2 separate regions of the Homo sapiens genome follow, and region 2 is linked to region 1. Evidence: chromatin contacts called from ENCODE Hi-C or POLR2A ChIA-PET data. All regions are on one chromosome and are shown on one strand. The core of a region is the stretch at or near the end of the contact, and the rest is flanking DNA. Distances in the headings are between cores, read along the strand shown. Region 1 holds the start of NR5A2 (nuclear receptor subfamily 5 group A member 2). Region 2 overlaps LOC105371682 (a long non-coding RNA gene).

Region 1 (4,580 bases), core at 1,657-4,156:
AGTATAAAAAGCTTCTAAAGTTAGTACTGCATATTATTCAATAGAATCATCCCACTTGGGAGAAAGAAGTAAACCAAGACCAGAAACCAAGAGTCTGGCCAGTGTCCCAGAGTTAGTTAACTTTAAGGGAACAATCTAGTTATAACCTGAGTGTGCTGCTTTTACACTACAATGAATGATTATCTTGCAGGTAGGCAGAAGGAACAACTTTATCTTAATTCTGCTTTTCTATACAAGCACAGACATCTATACAAAACTTTCATGTAACCATCAGTGTGCATACAAGATGTAGCCCCTAGTTAAAAACCATGGAGACAGCTTTTTAAACAAAAGGAGGCTCATTTCCTAGTACAACACAACTGAATTAAATATAGAATTGTAAACCCTGACTGATGTCTACATACACCGGGCTCGGTTTTGTGAACCACTCAACACAGCCCAACTTGCAATTTGCCATCTGAAAGCTACCCTCGAGACCCTCAGACACTCTCTACAGCTGCACCCGTGGGTTCTTCCCAGTGGGGCTACCCTGGGCAATCAGAAAGACCCATTCAAGGGGCATCTCTCCCTCAGGAATCGGGTCAGGCCCTTCAATCCAATAGTTCAGTCCGAAGGCTCCTCACCGCCCTCTGTTCCTCTCCCTCAGCCCTTTGGATGGCTCCGTCCAGCCATTCACCCTGGGAACGACCGTTAGCACCCTCGTGGAGGCTACGAGGTAAACAGATTGTCTCCCGGTGCCACAGCCGCCTCAGGGTCACTAAGATGTTGCAGGTGCGGACACCTCACAACCACCTGCGGGGCTGCAATACCAGGAGGCGGAGGGGATGTGCTTGGGTTGGGAAGGGGCGGGTGGCTGCGAACAAGATCCTGAAAGAGGTCTCTTTTACCGGCAAATTGACTGGAATTTTGTTATCCCGGAATCCGGCGCCCGGAAGTGCCTGCACAGGTTTAGGATGTTGGGGTAGTCTCGCTGAGGCCAGGGGAGAGCCTTCTTCGGTACTTTTCTTGAGGTTTAGTCCCCAGCAGCCCCTTATGGGCTGGACCGACAGTCCTCCGGTTCCCAGCCCTCTGCGGTGGGACCGATTCCAGAGCTGCAGGTGTTCTCTGTTTACGCTCAGAGTGTACCGCCTCGGTCCCTTGCGATGTGAGTTGCGCGTGCGGTAGCTGGAAACACAGTTCTTCCAGGGTTGCAGAGAAAAGTGCAACAGCGTCTCTTTCCCCTACCTTACCCTCTTTAATTCACCCATGGGGTGTGGGGGAGACTGTGAGGGATCGGCGTGCGTGGTCTCCCGACCCAGCTCAACTCTATTTTGGCAGCGGCCAGCTGGGGCTGCGCGCAGCAGGAGCCCAAGACCGCCCGCGCGGGCGCGAGCCCCCGAGCGCGCGTCCCCCGTGCGCGCGCAGTCCGCGTCTCCGGCCCGAGCGCGCTCTAGCTGCGGCCCCGGACGCGGAACCGGAGCTGCGCGGAGCTGCCGGGAAGGACTCCTTGCCTGCGCACCGCGGCGGTTCTGCCCGACGAAAAAGATGCGAAATGGTTGTGTGCTGCTCTCTCATCTTTCTTGTGCCTGTATTTTCTGTGTTATCTGCAGAACAATTGATTGTGTGTTACACCCTGCTTACCTTCCCCATGTTTTCTTTTTCGTAAGTATAGAACATTTTTGGTAAACATTTCCTCAAGTGATATACTTTAGGGTGTAGTTGGCCCATAAAAAAAGCAATCTGTGACTCCACTGCATTCTGTGGAGTCAGCTGACTAGGAAGGAAAAAAGAGGAAAAACTCAAGCCTTGATTTTCTTTCTTGTTATAATGGAGCTGAGACTCAGAGAGCTCATGACAGGCCCCTGCAAATTCGGAGGGAAATTCCAGTCTGAAAGCCTAGGCAAATGCTGCCAGAAAAGGCACAGGTCCTTCAAAAACTGGGGAAAGGCAGAAGGGCCTGACTTCCAACAGACAAATAATTACAGATCACTGGGAATCACTTCCCTTCAGTCCTTTACTTTTAGAATTAATTGAATGTAGTCTTGCTATAAAATTCATAAGTTTGTAACTCTATTTTTTAAATGAATAGTAGCTTTATTTACTTATTTCTGTTTGTAAAAACAAAATATACTAATTGTTGCGAGAAACAGTAGCTCTTCAAATCCTTTACTAATGATGGTCTAGTTTTTTTGGTTTTTTTTTTTTTTTTTTGGAGGTGGGGGCATGACTTTCATTCCCCAGGAAAATAAAATGAAAATTTTTTACGGTATAAGCAGAGAATAAGACACCATACTTTTGTGTGGGTTGAAAAGTAACAAATACTTGACAGCTATCTGTTAAAGTTTGATCAATGATCACTCAATATGATTAACTTGTTTCAAATTGTTCAAATTTTAGCTTATTATTTCTGATTAAAAATTATCAGAAAATATTAAAGTTGAAATTGATAAAGTATAAATTATATTTTCTGGCTGATTAGGGTATTAGAATGACACCAGTAAACACTAGATATAATGAATAATATTCATATGTTGAAATATCCATTTGCTTTTTTTGAACTGCAAGAAAGATAAATGTGTGATATATATACATAGGCTTATTGTGTGCTTTTAATAAACATAATAGGAAAAGCCATGACTTAAAATGCAAAATCCATCAACAAGATTAAATTATATGTATGTAGTAGCAGAATAAATAGATGATCAATAGAGAAACTCCTACTTACCAATAGGTGTAAGTCCGTGCTTTAAAGACTCTTGTAAATCCCCAGTATCTGAATTAGAAGACATTCTTAGTGAAATTATAGGCAGTTCTTTGGCTTAAAGCAGAAATCATTGAGCAAAAGAAAAGTGCAGCTTGTCAAATTTCGTGGCCTTGGGAAGGACACATCAGACTACAGTAACCCTTAGTGAAAGTTAAGAAAAAGCAAAGGAAAAAAAAAAATCCAGAATTCATAAAGTTACAAGCAAGTCTTTCCCTGGACTCTGTACTTTTTCCAACATTAGTGACCTGCTGTAAACCATGTATCCAGTTTCATGATGGTTTCTAATCAGAAGAATGGAAACTTTTGATAGGCTTTGACTCATCACATGACTCTATGCAGGTTGATAAGAGGACCCTGTTATAAAGTGACAGCAAAAGAGATAAGAATTCTTGCCAGATAATGGCAAAGAAATGATTAACTCAGAAGTGGAGAGGTGCTATGCAGCACAGAGAGTGGAAAGTTGTAAAACTGAGGGGTCAGAAGATCAGACTTAGTGGATAAAAACTGCAAACCAGCTAACTAACTTAGGCTAACTAAACTTTGGCTTGTGACATACCCCTTGATGTCATCACCTCTTTGCATAGAGGAGGACAGACATAGCTCTTCTGACCTCTGTAAATACATTTTAGATGATAACATTGGCAGACATTAATTCTTTAAGTGATGACTACAAATGTGATCGACACTCTGAAATACTACAGGTAGCATTTCCAAGCTTATGGTTATTTATTTATTCATGTTGTGGTCAACCAACTTTTTTATCGGGCCTATTCATTAGATGAGGAGTTAACCTTAGCTTGTTTCTACATTGGTCATATGGCTAAAACACAATCTATCTCTTTATCCCCAAAAGGTAAAACTTATGCTTTGAGATTAATGCTGGCAAAATGGTGAATATGTAACACATTTTTCATAGTTATAAAGTTATTATTCTTAGGCTGGGCATGGTGGCTCACACCTGTAATCCCAGCACTTTGGGAAGCCAAGGCAGGCGGATCACCTGAGGTCAGGAGTTCGAGACCAGCCTGGCCAACATGGTGAAACCTCCATCTCTACTAAAAATGCAAAAATTAGCTGGGTGTGATGGTGCACTCCTGTAATCCCAGCTACTTGGGAGGCTGAGGCGGGAGAATTGCTTGAACCTGGGAGGCAGAGGTTGCAATGAGACGCTGTTGCACTTCTCTCTGCAACCCTGGAAGAACACAATCCAAGATCATGCCACCGCACTCCAGCCTGGGCAACAGAGTGAGACTCTGTCTTCAAAAACAACAATAACAACAAAATAACAATTTTTTTTTTTTGAGATGGGTTCTCGCTCTGTTGCCCAGGCTGGAGTGCAGTGGCACGATCTCGGCTCACTGCAGCTTCTGTCTCCCGGGTTCAAGCAATTCTCCCGCCTCAGCCTCCCCAGTAGCTGGGATTACAGGGGCACACCACCATGCCCGGCTAATTTTTGCATTTTTAGTCAAGACGGGGTTTCACCGTGTTGGCCAGGCTGGTCTCAAACTTGTGACCTCAAATGATCTACCCGGCCTCCCAAAGTGCTGGAATTATAGGCGTGAGCCACCGCACCTGGCCAAAATCCTCAATTTTAATATTGACACTCCTTTTAAATTAAGTAAATGCAGGTTGTGTGTATGGGTACAGATAATTTTTAACTCAATATATAAACATTTGTTGTAATAAAACTTCATATATCAGATGATAGATTTAGCAGTCTTTGTCTAAAGATTCACATTACAGAATTTATGGTCTATTAATTTATTTAGAGATGGGATCTCACTCTGTCACCCAGGCTGGAATGGAGTGGCACAGTCATAGCTCACTGCAACCTCAG
Region 2 (5,152 bases), core at 109-2,608, 73 kb after region 1:
TCAGCTGAGATTAGGGGCCCCAGTGTGGACAGAGCTGGGACTTTCTTTGGAAGAACTGCATTTGAAAGTGTGCGGTGCAGGAGTGGGACTGGGTGCGGGTTGGAGACTTGCAGCACCCTCAGCAGGCAGGTTGATGAAGGAAGCATGGAGGGCCGAGTGTAGGTTTCTTTTTATGGACCAGGCCTGGAATTGTTTGTTGTTCATAACTTTAGTCCACATTACACTGTGAGAGCTCTGCTACATGATCTTACTGAACCACGAAGGCATCACAGCTTCATTCTCAAGTTTAGGGACATTTACGGGGGATTTACACTTCCGTAATGGCCAAGGAAAATATCCCAGCCATGAGAAAGGCTTGCTTTGGAGATCAGAATAGCTGTTTGGTTGGCTTTTTGAGTTTCCTAAAAAGAAGAAAAGATCCCCTAAGACTCTGTCAACAAATATTAATACTTGCTTATCAATTCCTTACACTGGCAGTGTGACTTAAACCTAAGTACTGTCCTCCCAGCTTCAATCCAGAGAAACGTGGGAATGCCCACTCTACCATGTTCAAACTGGAATATACATGCTGAGTCTCATTCCCATTGGGAAATATACAAAGTTACTGTGACAGGACTATATTTTGAGCAATGTTGGTGATTTTTTTTTTGGAGCACAAAGCAAGCAATAAATCTGTCACCCTGAAAAAAATCAGGTTATGACCTAACGGAAGGAGCAAATTGTGACTTTAGGTAAAAAAGAGTGACCTACCAGGGAGGGTAATTTATCATGATAACAAAATTGCTGGTGCTTTCCCGGCCCACCAGGAAGAAGGGCTGCAGTAAGCAAATTCAAGAGATGCAAGTCCGAATATTTTTAACTGATCAATATTTCCAGGGTTCACAAGCAGCCAAAACACTGTCATTGTTCAGAGTGAGTACATTGCTCACCTGATTTGTAAAAGGAAAAAAAAAAACAGAGAGCTTTAATTATTCTCTTTAAAGAAACGTCATCACTCAACAACAGACATTCTTTGTAGGATGAAAATAAACATCTCCTGGGATTTAAGTGAGAATTTTTGATTTTTTTTTTTGTAGGGAAGTAGGAGATTATGTTACTTGGAAATGCTTAAGGAAGTTGATTATTGGGGTTTAATGTGCTTCACCCACTCTTATGTTGGAACTGTTCCTCCTGGAGAGAAAACCAAGCAAATAATATAGGGAATTATTAATAAAATAATTACTTAGGCAAAACTAGGGAGACAGTAGGGCTATCTTCCATTTACCCCTTCAGATCTTTATCCTTCCTACTCCATCCAGCCTGCTCAGTGCCCCCGAGACCACTTCCCAGGACTCCCCTGTCCCCTGGCTTTTGGTTGGGTTCAGTCAATGGGCGGCCCCTGCTGGAGAGCAGAGGGAAGAGGGGTTGGGGCCTTACTCCTCCATCTCCCTCCCTGTAGAGTAGCTGCAGCAGACTTTGTCTCTCTTCTGAAGGTTACAGTTCCTGTAGCGTGATCTTTTCTGCACAGTCTTTTCTCTCTCTGGATTCCAGTAACATTTCCCTTCCCTTGACCCTTTAGTGCTAGAGGTGGTAGATGTGCCACACTGTTACTACCTCAGGATACTGTACCGGCATGCTGCGTTGTCTGCTTAATCCTTGACTGACCCACAACTTGAGTTGCACTTTTTTTTTTTTTCTTTTTGAGATGGTGTCTCGCTTTGTCGTCCAGGGTGGAGTGCAGTGGCGTGATCTCGGCTCACTGCAACCTCTGCCTCCCGGGTTCAAGCGATTCTTCTGCCTCAGCTTTCTGAGTAGCTGGGACTACAGGCGCACGTCACCATGCGCAGATATTTTTTATATTTTTGGTAGAGGCGGGGTTTCACTGTATTGGCCAGGCTGGTCTCAAACTCCTGACCTTGTGATCCACTCACCTTGGCCTCCCAAAGTGCTGGGATTACAGGCGTGAGCCACCGCGCCCGGCTTGAGTAGCACTTTCTATAGACCTCAACATCATCATGGCCTTTCAGGGATTCTGAGTAACTAGGATGCTTCAATGGGCTTTCCTCTCCTTAAACAGTCATGGCAAATGATGGTCAGCCATCACATGAAAAATATAACGTTTATGTTATGTAGCTATACCTCTATTGGCTCCTCAATATTGATAGCCACATGGTACACTCAAGCTTTGGATTATTATAAAACTATAATTTTTATCTGTAGATTTAGCTGACAAGTACAAACGTGATAAACCCTATCCAGTTTTATGTCATCGTTGCTTCCTAATAAAGTTGAAGGCTAGGTAAAGCACTCAGTTTCTGGGCATTAATGCCATTATCTCTCTCAGCCACCATTGCCGTATGGCTCTACTTATTTTCACTTCAACAGCCTACACATTCAGCCTTCCTCCCAACAAACTTGGCAGGCTCATCCTATTTCTCAGAAGAGATTTAATAGCAGTGAGTTCACGTACTACGAAGACTTCATTACTTTTATTAGCTCTCCATGCTCTCTGCTTACTGGTGCACTGAGAGGTATTACTGAATAATCTATAGTTGTCAGTAATATAAATGTGCCCTAGCCTAGTACAGCTTTAATTCTACTTATTTTATTTTCTTATTAGGACATTTTGGAAGGATTTAGATAGATTTCCTTGTGTAGAGGAATTTGCTGCAGAGTAATGTTAGTTGATGTCTAACTTATGAATAAAGCAGGAACACCTAATTTTCATATGCCTGGGCACCTGATGGAATGCATTTATAATGTCAAGTAGCATGCTGATTCCTGTTGTGTTTCAGCTATGGCAAACTTTTAGAAAGAAAAGACATTATTTGCTACTCCTTTTGGTTATATTCTTGACCTTAAACAAGTTACATTCTTCATGCATCTATTTTCTCACCTATAATGTGTGTATATGTTTAATTGTATCCTGAATATCTTTCTACAAGATACTATAACCAAAACTACTGAATAGTATTTTGTAAAATATTTGGTTGCCTATTATCTGTATATTAATTGAATCATACTATTATAATAGACGTGTATAAGTACTAAAAGAACATGGAAGAGGTGACATAGATTGGAAGTAACTGAACGTAGAATGTATTTGATTTATTTGATTAAAACAAATACTGATAAAGCAGAACACCCAACATCAATTGCACATAACCTTTCATTTCTTTTCTTTTTCTTTTTTTTTTAGAGGCAGGGTATCACTTATGTTGCCCAGGCTGGTCTCAAACTCCTGGCCTCAAGTGATCCTCCCACCTTGGACTCCCAAAGTGCTGGGATTACAAGTGTGAGCTGCCTTGCCCAACCCACATAATCTTCCAATAGCCTTAGCCTTTAGTATTACTTGAATAAAGCAGAAAAGAAAGGAAATGAATATTTGTGTCAGGTACTGAACTAAGCACTTTACAAACATTGTATCATTTTGATATTTAAATTTACTTTCAATTTTTATTTCTTAACAAACCCTGATGATGAAGCCTAACATCATTCATTTAGGTATTAAACAAATCTCTCACATATTTTAAACAGAGTAGTGTGTGTGTGTATATATATATATATATATTTGATATATATGTATTTGATATATATATTTGATATATATATACATATACGATATATATATGATATATATAGTAGAGGCATATATATATTTATATATAAGTATAAATATATATATATGTGTGTGTATATATATATATATTTGAGACAGAATCTCACTCTGTTGCCCAGGCTGTAGTACAGTGGCACAGTCATGGCTCACTGCAGCCTCCACTGCCTGGGCTCAAGTGATCCTCCCATCTCAGCCTCCTGAGTTTAAGATAAAACTCATAAGCCACTCTCACATTCTGGCACAGTAGATAATTACCTTCCCTCCTTCACTCCCTAATCTTTTTTTTTTTAGACAAAGTCTCGCTCTGTCACCCAGGCTAGAGTGCAGTGGCATGATCTCGTGCTCACTGCAACCTCCACCTCCCCGGTTCAAGTGATTCCCCTGCCTCAGCCTCTCAAGTAGCTGGGATTATAGGTGGCCACCACTATGCCCGGCTAATTTTGTGTTTTTAGTAGAGATGGGGTTTCACCATGTTGGCCAGGCGGGTGATGAACTCCTGACTTCAGGTGATCCACCCACCTTGTCCTCCCAAAGTGCTGAGATTATAGGCATGAGCCACCATGCCTGGTCATTCACTCCCTAATCCTAACAAGCTCCAGTGTGTTTATCATTAAATTATCTCTCCATGGGGCGTGGTGGCTCATGCCTGTAATCCTAACACTTTGGGAGGCCGTGAGGGGGTAGATCGCTTGAGACCAGGAGTTTGAGACCAGCCTAAGCAACCCAGTGAGACCCCCATCTGTACAAAAAATAAAAATAAAAAAGTGTCTCCTCTTGAATCTATTCACTTGTCAATATCTTCACTAGCACCACACTAGACCAAATTCCTAGTGCTCTTGCCTGCACTGAGACAGAAACTCACTGCAGATGCTTGAGTCAGTCAGAAAGGTTTTACAAAATTCAGATCTGATCATATCAGCCAGCAAATCAAAGTCCTTCAAGTACCTTTCTTCTTTTTTTTTTTTTTGAGTCAGGGTTTGTCTTTGTTACCCAGGCTGGAGTCCAGTGGTGTGATCTCGGCTCACTGCAGCCTCCACCTCTCAGGCTCAAGCCATCCTCCCACCTCAGCCTCCCAAGTAGATGGTGCTACAGGTGCTCACCACCATGCCTCTCTAATTTCTGTATTTTTTGGTAGTGTCAGGGTTTTGCCATGTTGCCCAGGCTGATCTTGAACTCTTGGGCTCAAGCGATACTACTGCCTTGGCCTCCCAAAGTGCTGGAATTACTGGCGTGAGCCACTGCACCTGGCCAGGCTTGTGACTTCTGACCCCTGTTTTCCTCTTCAGCCAGTCTCATATTTGTTTTCAGCGCTTTTGTGATTTTGGCCTTATTTCAGTCCCTCAAATATATCAAACTCCCTCCTACCATTGGGCTTTTGCACATGTAGTTTCCTCTTACTGGAATGCTCTCCTGTATTTAGTCACTTGCTATATTCCAGCCTTTTTTTTTTTTTTTTGAGACGGAGTCTCTCTGTGTCACCCAGGTTGGAGGGCAGCCCAGGCTGGAGGGCAGTGGTGCGATCTTGACTCACTGCAACCTCCGCCTCCTTGGTTC

The links. Hi-C counts contacts between places; a loop is a spot of excess contacts on that map. ChIA-PET counts read pairs that join two places held with the same protein, here RNA polymerase II (POLR2A). Pooled maps may share reads with other maps.
Region 2: a map of Caco-2 shows a loop between it and region 1 (6-fold over the local background). The contact joins the enhancer-like site here to the promoter of NR5A2 in region 1. A Hi-C loop is called at or near these places in 2 of 168 maps with a recorded cell type or tissue (Caco-2 and OCI-LY7) and 4 of 50 pooled maps. POLR2A ChIA-PET finds 5 or more read pairs at or near these places in 8 of 52 experiments (A549, H1, MCF 10A and 4 more).

The regions. Positions count from the first base shown.
Region 1 is chr1:200,026,036-200,030,615 of GRCh38, reverse strand. NR5A2 (nuclear receptor subfamily 5 group A member 2) reads right to left here and starts at 2,906. Exons shown (of 8, transcript NM_205860.3): 1 at 2,705-2,906. The coding sequence starts at 2,768. RefSeq lists enhancers at 241-741, 742-1,242.
Region 2 is chr1:199,951,122-199,956,273 of GRCh38, reverse strand. All of the region lies in intron 2 of LOC105371682 (a long non-coding RNA gene), which reads left to right. Among named protein-coding and RNA genes, the nearest start is that of NR5A2, 74 kb to the left of the region's middle. Within about 2 kb of position 1,358, at least 2 of the 41 ENCODE cell types and tissues checked have a DNase peak (open chromatin) inside an H3K27ac peak, as active enhancers do.